Linked DNA regions of Homo sapiens: regions 2 and 3 are each linked to region 1. Evidence: chromatin contacts called from ENCODE Hi-C or POLR2A ChIA-PET data. All regions are on one chromosome and are shown on one strand. The core of a region is the stretch at or near the end of the contact, and the rest is flanking DNA. Distances in the headings are between cores, read along the strand shown.

Region 1 (3,823 bases), core at 451-2,950:
ACTGGTTAACCTCATGAGCATGAATGGATAGTCTGCCTTTGAGAAGTTGCTATTTATAAAATTTATTTTACAAGTGAAAATTTTTTCTCAAAATCTTTTGGGACTTTAGCCCTGAGGAATTTCCTCTCAGTATTTCAGGTGGGGAAGGATATGAGGGAGTGATTAAAGCAAGCCTTTATGGAAGTTTGTTCTGGATTAAAGAGATTGTCTTTTATAGACTTGAGTATGTTATTCATTGTTCATTTTAATTCACTTAGGCAGTCCAGTAATTTCTGTCTTTTTTTCCCCAAGGATATTTTTGTAGACTTTTCACAAGTTGATGGGCAGTATTTTGTCTGCAATATGGATGATTTTAAATTTTCTGCAGAGTTGATCCAGCATATTCCACTAAGTCTGCGAGTGAGGTATGTTTTCTGCACAGCTCCTATCAACAAGAAGCAGCCTTTTGTGTGTTCTTCACTGTTACAGGTAAGCCTTTATCTTTAAGCTATTTTGAGTTCCTTCTGGTTGATGCAGGTTCCCCAAACAGTACTTTGTTATTCAAAATAAAATAATTACAAGAGTATTCAGTAATATGAGAGACTTTGTAAAAACTTAAATAGGGGTTAATAGTAGCAACAGTGTTCAGTTTTCTTAAGTGTAAAGCACTGAGCCAGGGGTTACTGTCTTGTATGAGCACCATGCCAGGGTTCTAGCCTCTTTTAACTCATTTGGGTAGGGATGCAAATCTCTGACTTCTGAGAAGCACAGGATTCCTGGGGGCCAGGAAGGACAGTGGACTATGGAGAACCATAAATCTCTACCAAGGCCGGGTGCAGTGGCTCACGCCTGTAATCCCAGCACTTTGGGAGGCCGAGGCGGGTGGATCACTTGAGGTCAGGAATTCGAGACCAGCCTGGCCAAGCTGGTGAAACCCTGTCTCTACTAAAAATACAAAAATTATCCGGGCATGGTGGTGGGCACCTGTAATCCCAGCTACTCGGGAGGCTGAGGCAGGAGAATCACTTAAACCAAGGAGGCAGAGGTTGCAGTGAGCCAAGATCGCACCATTGCACTCCAGCCTGGGTGACAGAGCGAGACTCTGTCTCAAAAAAAAAAAAAACAAAACTCTACCAAGGTTTATCATAACAATACTTTTATTTAATTTAATTTTATTTATTTTATATTTGAGGCAGGGTCTTGCTCTGTTGCCCAGGCTGGAGTGCAATGGTGCAATCACAGCTCACTGCAACCTCAACCTCCCTGGCTCAAGTGATCCTGCCACCTCAGCCTCCCAAGTAGCTGGGACTACAGGCATGTGCCACCATGCCCAGCTAATTTTTGCATTTTTTGTAGAGACAGATCTCTCTATGTTACCCAGGCTGGTCTCGAGCTCCTGGAGGCAAGTGATCATCCCACCTCAGCCTCCCAAAGTGCTGGGATTACAGGCATGAGCCACCTAGTCCAGCCTAATATTTTAATTATTAAAAATGTTTTTGAAAGGATCCAAATGTCCAACAAGAGGGAAAAGGTTAACTACATTATGGCATATCCACTTGATTGGATATTAGGAAGACATTGCAATGATAATTATGATTATAATGAAGAAATCTACATAAGTGGTTACACTATAACAGTAAGTGAGGGAAGCGGTTCAGAACTGTATGTACCTTATAAACATAACATGTTCTCTCACCTCCCGCCCTATTTCCTCTGCTTTGCATGCTCTCCCCACCCCACTAAACCCAAAGGCCTCCTCTTCTCTGAATCTTGTCCTGACTCACTGAGGTTCACTGCCATTTCCTCTGTAGGCCTGAGCATTCTACATATGAGCTATATTCTAATCAAATCTAGCTCTAAACTTATTTTTTAAATAACATAAATAGTCCAGTGCTGTGGCTCATGCCTGTAATCCCAGCACTTTGGGAGGCAGGAAGGATTGCTTAAGCCTAGGAGTTCGAGAACATCTCCAGCAACATAGCAAGACTCTGCCCTTTAAAAAAAAAATTACATAAATAATACATACATTCTCTTTATACAAAATGAGAACATTACAGATAGCTTAAATGTGGCTCCCTCCCCAATCTTAGTCCTCTGAAATAACTACTTGTGTAAGTTTGTGTGTATCTTTGCAGACTGTTTTTCATTGCGTTTGCCTATGTGCATGTTCATGTGGAAACACTAGATTTGTTGTGAGGGTGCATTTCCCCATAAAAAATTATCTTTTTTTTTTTTTTGAGACAGAGTCTCACTCTGTCGCTGAGGCTGGAGTACAGTTGTGTCATCTCAGCTCACTGCAACCTCTGCCTCCTGGGTTCAAGCGATTCTCGTGCCTCAGCCTCCTGAGTATCTGGGATTACAGGCATGTGCCATGCCTGGCTAATTTTTGTATATTTTGTAGAGGCAGGGTTTCGCCATGTTCCCCAGGCTGGTCACGAACTCCTGAGCTCAAGCAGTCCACCTGCCTCAGCCTCCCAAAGTGCTAGGATTACAGGCATGAGCCATTGTGCCCAGCCCTATCAACGTTATCTTAATGAATTACTCACAACTTGCCTTTTCTTTTTCTCTTAATAATATGTGTTAGAGATCTTCCATGTCCAGATGTTTACCTAGAAAATATGTTTCTTAGAGCTGGCATTTGTGAAAAACTTAGCTAGCATAAGGTTGAAGTTTATGGAACAGTCTTGAACTGCTGTAAACTGACCTGAGTGGAACTCAGTCCCATGGCCTTGGCACCATTCACACCATCCTTTAAACAGCTATTCTAGTGAATAGAAGCTCTTTACTAAGGTGTAGGGAGTCTCTGGAACATGCAGGTCAACAGTTGCTTGTTTTCTTAAGATAAGGTCTCACTATGTTGCCCAGGCTGCAGTGCAGTGGCACAATCATAGCTCACTGTAACCCCAAACTCCTGGGCTCAGGCGATCCTTCCACCTCAGCCTCCTGAGTAGCTAGGACTACAGGTGTGCGCCATGATGCGTGGTGTGTTTTCTTTTTGAGATGAAGTCTCACTCTGTTGCCCAAGCTGGAGTGCAGTGGTATGAGCTTGGCTCACTGCAACCTCCGCCTCCCAGGTTCAGGCGATTCTCCTGTCTCAGCCTCCCGAGTAGCTGGGATTACAGGTGCCCGCCACCATGCCTGGCTAATTTTTTGTATTTTTAGTAGAGATGGGGTTTCACCATGTTGGCCAGGCTGGTCTCAAACTCCTGACCTCAAGTGATCCACCCGCCTTGGCCTCCCAAAGTGCAGGGATTACAGGCATGAGCCACCACACCCGGCCGCTCCGTGTGTTTTCTGTTTAAAAATTAGAATATGAAATCTAGAGGCTTTTCCTTTTTTCCTGATCTTTGTCATTACTGAACTATGAAAGAGCTCAATCACATTAATGACTTAGGATGCCCCTTAGGACTGTGATTTGGAAGCTGTGCTCCATGGAGCTCCTTTAGGGCCAGCTGCTGGATGGATGGATGGATGGATGGATGGATGGGCGGGCATCTCTCCCTGCTCTCTCTGCATAGCTCCTTACTTAGCTCTTTTATGTATTGGGCTTCCACTAGTTGTTTGTGGCCAAAAAAAATAGAGCCACTGCCTTTATAAGATAACTTGAGAACTCATGCTTGGCCTGTCCTGCCTAGCAGGTAGTGTGGTCACATTTCTACCCTTTATGGCTATCCTACTTGGCATTTATTAAACTTAGCAGAGTGGACCAGACTGAATTTAACAAAATTGTGGCATTATTTAACTACAATTGATCTAAAACTGCTCTTCCTCTCTGAAGTATTAACCTTGCTTAGGTTAAGCATTTAGAGATAATTTCCCCTAATCAGGAAATGAATCATTTGAA
Region 2 (3,823 bases), core at 730-3,229, 190 kb before region 1:
CATTATTAATTTATGCCCAATCCTAGTTTCTAAGCACTAGGGAGGATAATAAAATTAATCATTTAGATGCAATATACTAAGTGTAGATACATAGGAAGATTTCCTGGGGGATTCATTGTGCTTTTATTTTTTTATATTGTGTATTAAAGTATGATAATTTTTTTTTTTTACATGGGACTCTGCTTGATAAAAGTATAATAATCTTTAGTGGTTGTATTAGTCTGTTCTCACACTGCTATAAAGAACTACTTGAGGCCAGGTACAGCGCCTCATGCCTATAATCCCAGCACTTTGGGAGGCCAAGGTGGGTGGATCACTTGAGCCCATGAGTTTGAGACCAGCCTAGACAACATGTTGAAACCCTGTCTCTACCAAAAATACAAAAAATTAGCCAGGCATGGTGGTGTGCACCTATAGTCCCAGCTACTGGGGAGGCTGAGGCAGGAGAATCACTTGAGCCCAGGAGGCAGAAGTTGCAGTGAGCCAAGACTGCACCACTGCACTCCAGCCTGGGTAACAAAACAAAAGAACTACCTGAGACTGGGTAATTTATGAAGAAAAGAGGTTAATTGACTCACAGTTCCTCAGGCTTAACAGGAAGCATGACTAGGAGCCCTCAGGAAACTTAGAATCATGGCGGAAGGCGAAAGAGAAGCAAGCATGTCTTACCATGGCAAGCAGGAGAGAGAGAGAGGGCAAAGGGGGAAATGCCACACACTTCAAAACCATCAGATCTCATGAGAGAGCTCACTCATTACCACAAGAACAGCAAGGAGGAAATCTGCCCCCAGTGATCCAGTCACCTCCCACCAGGTCCCTCCTCCAATTTAATGTGAGATTTGGCCAGGGACACAAATCCAAACCATATCAGTGGTAAATAATATAGAACCTTGTGAAACTACTAAACGAAAGAAAACCAAACAAACAAACCTCAACACATCAGAAGCATAGGTCTTGAAAAGATGAAGATAATTTTAGAGGTCAGAGGGTAAAGAGGAGGCATATTAAGGAAAGACAGGAAGTAGGGAGAATAACTGTGGGGCTTTATGTGTAGAGAATTTGGAGCCAGGAAGAGCTGTCAAGTTTATTCTGGTCAGGTAAAGAAAGCTGGAAAAGGAGGGTTGCAGGGACTATTGGAGCAAAACAGTAGGCTAATTTAAATAAGCATCCTAGAGAGAACATGTAAGTAAACAAGCAGCCCAAGAAGGAAGGAAGTATACAAGATTTAGAGACTTATGATCTACATTTGAAGTAATTGTGTCAAGCAAATCGCACTATGATTTGACCCTTACCTTTCATTTAGTTGATGTTTCTAGTCTGGGAACTTAAAACTTCATCACTTGGTTAGTTTAAACTCACATATTTGCCATGCTACTAAACTACTCAGATTTTCCTTAAACCCAGTTTTGTTTTTTGAGATGGGGTTTCTGTCACCCGGGCTGGAGTGCAGTGGCATGATCTCCACTCACTGCATCCTCCACCTCCCTGGCTCAAGCAGTCCTCCTACATCAGCCTGCCAAGTAACTGGGACAACAGGTGTGTGCCACTGTGCCCGGCTAATTCTTTGTATTTTTGTTAGAGACGATGTTTTACCATGTTGCCCAGGCTGGTCTTGAACTCTTGAGCTCAAGCGATCCACCCACGTCGGCCTCCCAAAGTGCTGGGATTACAGGTGTGAGCCACTGCGCTCACCCCTGACTTTATTTTTTAACCTTAACTTCATCCTTTATCATCTGTATATTTATCTGAAAGACCTTCTTCAGTTCAAGCTTTAAGACATACATAAATTTATTCAATTAAGTATTTATTTATGCCAACCCTGTGCTAGTCATTGGCCAAGGATACTATGATGAACAAAAATGAACCTAGCCTTTAACTTCATGTAAAAGTACAATTTTGCTAAGTTCCACAAAGGAGAGACACATGATATGAGAAGGCACAATAGGAGGAAATAACAAGCAAGCTCTGGGGATGAGTAAGTAGGAGTTACCTAGACTGAAGAAAAGAAGGCACACCATGTCAAGGAGCTGAAGCAACATGTTTAGAAGTTCTGTGGCGTAAGGGAGGATGATATCAGAAGGGATGGAGCAAAGGCTGTGAGGTTGGAGCTGAGGGAGAGGGAGTGTGATATAAGCTAAAGTTAGAGTTAGAAAGGGGCTGGAGCAATCAAGGCTTTGAAGCATTGTTGTCTTCATCTTCTGAGCATTTGGAAACCTTGAAGGGTTTGTGGAAAGATCATTGGTGAGACAGTGTCAAGTGAAAAGAAGAAAAGGCCTTGGGATCTATTATTTATTTTTATTGGCCAAGAAGAGCTTACCCTATTTCTTAACCACCTTAGTTATTCTTTCTTTTTTTATTTGCCCCCCCCCACCCCCAAGAGGTAGAGGAGATAAAACTTTAACTAGGAAGGTAGATTTAACTCTTTGTTCACTTTGATGTCTTTAAGAGACCTAGAGCATTTCTGTCTGATATATTTCACTAAATAACTAATAGCATAAACATGGTAGCATTAATCTTAATGGCATCCTTGTGAAACATTTTTATGATGTAGATTACAGTCTTTTTGTTTGTTTGTTTGTTTCTTGAGATGGAGTCTTGCACTGTCACCCAGGCTGGAGTGCTGTGGCGCAATCTCCACTTACTGCAACCTCTGCCTCCTGGGTTCAAGCGATTCTCCTGCCTCAGCCTCTCAAGTAGCTGGGATTACAGGCGCCTGCCACCATGCCTGGCTAATTTTTTATATTTTTAGTAGAGACAGAGTTTCACTATGTTGGCCAGGCTGGTCTTCAACTCCTGACCTCGTGATCTGTCCGCCTTGGCCTCCCAAAGTGCTGGGAGTAATGTATCACATATATATAATGTTTCACAATTCTCAAAGTACTTTTACATGTAGCATTTATCTTATTGGAAGGAGTAACTGTAAATAAATTTCAGTTCCTCAGAATAAATGATATGTAAGCAGCTTGTCTATTTAAATACTTTTTTTTCCACATTTCTTGAGTTTTTAATATAATCGGAAGAAAGAAAGAAGTTTTCAAAGGTGTTTAAGATTATGATACCCTTCTAAACCAGGCTGGAAAGTAAGAGACTTCTCTTCTAAAAAACTCTGAAGTTTGCTTTAATATTATTTAACAGCAGGAGGTGAGTGTCCTACTTAACCATAATTTATTTTTTTTTCCTTCAGGACAACATAGGAGAGCTTGATCTTGATAAACAGTCTGAACTTAGAGCTTTAAGGAAAAAAGAACTAGATGAGGAGGAAAGCATTCGGAAAAAAGCTGTGCAGTTTGGAACCGGTGAACTGTGTGATGCCATCTCTGCAGTAGAAGAGAAAGTGAGCTACTTGAGACCTTTAGATTTTGAAGAAGCCAGAGAACTTTTCTTATTGGGTCAGCACTATGTCTTTGAGGCAAAAGAGTTCTTTCAGATTGATGGTTATGTCACTGACCATATTGAAGTTGTCCAAGACCACAGTGCTCTGTTTAAGGTGCTTGCATTCTTTGAAACTGACATGGAGAGACGGTGCAAGATGCATAAACGCAGAATAGCCATGCTAGAGCCCCTAACTGTAGACCTGAATCCACAGTATTATCTGTTGGTCAACAGACAGATCCAGTTTGAAATTGCACATGCTTACTATGATATGATGGATTTGAAGGTTGCCATTGCTGACAGGCTAAGGGATCCTGATTCACACATTGTAAAAAAAATAAATAATCTTAATAAGTCAGCACTGAAGTACTACCAGCTCTTCTTAGACTCCCTGAGAGACCCAAATAAAGTATTCCCTGAGCATATAGGGGAAGATGTTCTTCGCCCTGCC
Region 3 (3,823 bases), core at 888-3,387, 160 kb after region 1:
CAGGCATGCTGGCGGATGCCTGTAATCCCAGCTACTCGGGAAGCTGAGGCAGGAGAATCACTTGAACCTGGGAGGCCAAGGTTGCAGTGAGCTGAGATTATGCCTCTGCATTCCAGCCTGGGCAACAAGAGCGAAGCTCTGTCTCAAAAAAAAAAAAAAAAAAAAGGATGAAATTCTATTGGGGGCAGGGTGGCTCATACCTGCCTATAGTCCCAGTTACTTGAGAGGCTGAAGTGAGAGGATCTTGGGAGCCCAGGAGCTTGAGACTGCAGTGAGCTTTGATCACACCACTGTACTCTAGCCCAGGTGACAGAGCAAGACCCTGTCTCTATTAATTAAAAAAAAAAAGAGTAAAATTCTGAAAATATGGATGAACCTTGAAAACGTTATGCTAAGAGGAATAAGCCGGTCACAAAAGGACAAATAACTGTGTGATTCTTCTTGTATGAAATATCCAGAATAGGCAAGTTCATAGAGACAGAGAGTAGAATCGTGGATGCTGGGGACTGAGGGTGAGGGGAAATGGAAATTATTGCTTAATGGTTATAGAGTTTGTGTTGGGGTGATGAAAAAGTTTTGAAAATAGTGGTGATGGTTGCACAACATTGTGAATGTACTTAATGCTACTGAATTGTACGCCTGAAAATGGTTGCAGTGGTAAATTTTATGCTATGTGTATGTTACCACAATAATAAAACACAACCCTGAGGAGTAAGCAGAACCCTGGAATAATTGATGTCAGAGCTGACATGCAGAGACCCAGGGCAGGCACTGGGTGGACCTCAGATGTAGGGCTTTGTCTGAGTTGAAATGCGGTGTGATTTTTTATTTCTGCATAGCAGTGCTGTTTTTGAAATAGGTTAAGAAACTAGAGAAACATGGGGTGGGAATTTGTACTTAATTCAGTACTTCCATTCCCCTATAGTCAGAAGTAAGAGACTGGGATTGCTTGAAGCTATTTCTGTCTAAGGACTCTGGGGTAGGATAGGGTTTCTTTTGCCTACTCTGCGTATATGGCAGTGGTTGGATGAAGTTTGCATGATTGCTGCTTTCTGGCTGATAACAGCATGTGGCAGGGGGAGGCAGACAGGGCCTACGCCCTGCCAGGAAGCGGGCATGGTATGTGGCTTCCCCTTAACATTTGAATCTCATGTGATACCTGTTGTCTCCCTAAACAGAAAAGGGAGATTTCATTGCCCTGGATCTTGGTGGGTCTTCCTTTCGAATTCTGCGGGTGCAAGTGAATCATGAGAAAAACCAGAATGTTCACATGGAGTCCGAGGTTTATGACACCCCAGAGAACATCGTGCACGGCAGTGGAAGCCAGGTGGGTCCCTGCTCCCTCCGGGTCACCCCGTCGGGCCAGCATCCCCTTGGTTACCTCCAGGAACCAGGCCTCAAAGCACTGGCATCCCAAGCCCCTGGAAGAGGGTTGCTGGAAAGAGTCCCTCATAGATGCATATGTAAAAGGACTCCTGGGCAGAGGATGTGACAGCCTGCATGGGGGCCCTGCTTAAACAGAGGCTCTCCGTCTGGGCAAACTGGTGTAGTGGAAGTGGGCTGCTTGGACTAGCAGAGTCTGGGTTTGAGGAGGGAGGCTCCGCAGCTCTGTTGGGTAAATGCACTCATTCCCTGTGGATCCTGGGGTCGGTTCCCCAGTGCAGGTTTAGCAGAGCCCTGGGTGAAAATGCCCTTTTCTCCTGGTCATTGGCCTCACCCACTTACTGGAGGCCCCGGCCTTGTAGGGTATGGCTGTGGCCTTGTCGGGCAGGAATGAGGTCTCACAGCTCTGGGCTATTTGGGGGCTTCTTGTTACCTGATTTAGAATACCATTGCACAAGCCCTTGGCACAGAAAGCAGAGGAAGCAGGGAAATCACGGTCCCCTCCTTTTACACTCCTGTTGGGGCTCCCCACGCTGGGCCCCCAGGAAGGGCTGCCCTTCCTCCCTGCCCAAGGGGCTGTGGGCATGCCTAGGAAGGGCCTGTCCACCTGCCCCCTCCTCTCTGGGTGCGGGGAGTGGTGGGTCTGTAGCTCACTGAGGACCCTGTGATCAGGGCTCAGGCAGCCCACTGCAGGTTTTCAGTCATTTCTGGGTCCCTAAGCCCGTCGTGGGGCAAGGTGCACTCCTCCTCTCTCCTGTAGACATTCTGGCTCCTCCAGTCTGGCTCGCCTCCTGAGTTGTGGCTGCTGTCCAGCATATGTACTCAGAGCTGGCCAAATGTTTGCTTTAAGGAGGGTGTGCTCACCGCAAGGTTCATGACTAAGATTTCCAGGGAACTCTGGTTCTGGGGTGGACTTCGAGATGAGACCCAGGAGCCTTCTCTTGACTCTACTGTGCTCTTAAGTTCTTGTGGGTGGGACCTGGAGCAAGCCACCAAGCCTTTTCTTTGTCCAAGAGACAAGGGCTAATCCTGGCTAACCTGCTCCCTGGGATTTGGGTTCAGAGCCCTTCAGATTATGTCACAGTGAGTGTCACAGGTGACACTGTCACTAGAGCAGGTGAGCCACTTTATAGTAGGCCACCAAAGCTGGGTGCATCACTACTGGATGGCCCTGCCCAAGGGCTCCCCTGCTACTCCCATTACTGGGGCTGCAGAGACTGGCCCATCCATCTGGCGCCTGCACAAAGGCTGCCAGCTGGTAGGTCTCTTGACCATGCCCAGTTGGCTGCTGCATTGCTTCTCCTTGCAGGTGGCCAGCAGCCCATGGTTTGGCATCCTGCACTTTCTGTTTGGAACACACACTGGCCTATCACTCTGTTTCCCAAGGTCCTTGGGTTGAGCTACCTAAGCCTGGCGCATTCAACACTGAGACTCACCCTGTGCTGCAAACATTCCCTGTGTGTTTTACAAACATTCCCTGTGTGTTTTGGCTTGACCTTTTAGGAGCAAGGTTTGTTAATTAAGGGAGTACCCTCACCTTCTTACCACTGCCCTCTTCGTCTCTCCCAGCCTCTATCCCCATCGTCCCCTCTTCTCAGTCCTAGAATCACTTTATTTCCTACTGTCTCTGTTTCTTCCTCTCCTCCTTTTAAGCAGCCTGAAAAGAGGATGATGACGATAATCATGATAATGTAGTACCATTATAGCAAATTCTTTTTTTTCTTCTTTTTTTTAAGACGGAGTTTTACTCTTGTTGCCCAGGCTGGAGTGCAGTGGCGCGATCTCAGCTCACCACAACCTCCGCCTCCCGGGTTCAAGTGATTCTCCTGCCTCAGCCTCCCAAATAGCTGGAATTACAGGCATGCGCCACCACACCTGACTAATTTTGTATTGTTCGTAGAGATGGGGTTTCTCCATGTTGGTCAGGCTGGTCTGGAACTGCCTGTTCAGGTGTGAGCCACCACACCCAGCCCAGAGCACTTTTAAGCTTTAATAAATTCAGAAGCACAAATGGAACATTCTTAAAATATCACTTACTTAGTTGTGGGAATTTTGAATAGTAAATGTTTTAAGTTTTTGTATTAGCCATCATTTGCCATCTTTAATAAGAGTGACTGAGTCTTTATTTTTATTTTAAATTATTAAAAAAATTTTTTTTTAAAGATGGGATCTTGCCAGGTTGCCCAGGCAGATCTCAAACTCCTGGACTCAAGCGATCCTCCCACTTTAGCCTCCCAAAGTGCTGGATTATAGATGTGAGCCACTATGCCTGGCCATAGTGTGTGTATTTCTCAAATAAAGAGTGTGTTGTCAGGCAAGAAGAGAAAATAATGTTTTTTTTTTTTTTTTTAAGACACTAAAGCTTTGAGTTCAGAGCGGTTAGGTGACTTTTTTTCCTGGTTGATCGCAGACATAGTCTAGCCTGGGGCGGGTCACTTCC

Evidence for each region. Hi-C counts contacts between places; a loop is a spot of excess contacts on that map. ChIA-PET counts read pairs that join two places held with the same protein, here RNA polymerase II (POLR2A). Pooled maps may share reads with other maps.
Region 2: POLR2A ChIA-PET joins it to region 1 with 11 read pairs in activated CD4-positive, alpha-beta T cell. The contact joins two enhancer-like sites. A Hi-C loop is called at or near these places in 2 of 168 maps with a recorded cell type or tissue (HCT116 and endothelial cell of hepatic sinusoid) and 2 of 50 pooled maps. POLR2A ChIA-PET finds 5 or more read pairs at or near these places in 5 of 52 experiments (H1, K562, activated CD4-positive, alpha-beta T cell and 2 more).
Region 3: POLR2A ChIA-PET joins it to region 1 with 18 read pairs in Panc1. The contact joins two enhancer-like sites. POLR2A ChIA-PET finds 5 or more read pairs at or near these places in 2 of 52 experiments (Panc1 and activated CD4-positive, alpha-beta T cell).

Annotation. Positions count from the first base shown.
Region 1 is chr10:69,202,576-69,206,398 of GRCh38, forward strand. SUPV3L1 (Suv3 like RNA helicase) reads left to right here. Exons shown (of 15, transcript NM_003171.5): 13 at 292-468. Among named protein-coding and RNA genes, the nearest start is that of HKDC1, 16 kb to the right of the region's middle. RefSeq lists a silencer at 1,602-1,701. Within about 2 kb of position 1,701, at least 4 of the 41 ENCODE cell types and tissues checked have a DNase peak (open chromatin) inside an H3K27ac peak, as active enhancers do.
Region 2 is chr10:69,012,357-69,016,179 of GRCh38, forward strand. KIFBP (kinesin family binding protein) reads left to right here. Exons shown (of 7, transcript NM_015634.4): 7 at 3,185-3,823. Among named protein-coding and RNA genes, the nearest start is that of KIFBP, 25 kb to the left of the region's middle. Within about 2 kb of position 1,980, at least 2 of the 41 ENCODE cell types and tissues checked have a DNase peak (open chromatin) inside an H3K27ac peak, as active enhancers do.
Region 3 is chr10:69,358,719-69,362,541 of GRCh38, forward strand. It overlaps HK1 (hexokinase 1), which reads left to right. Exons shown (of 18, transcript NM_000188.3): 3 at 1,179-1,327. Among named protein-coding and RNA genes, the nearest start is that of HK1, 42 kb to the left of the region's middle. Within about 2 kb of position 2,138, at least 26 of the 41 ENCODE cell types and tissues checked have a DNase peak (open chromatin) inside an H3K27ac peak, as active enhancers do.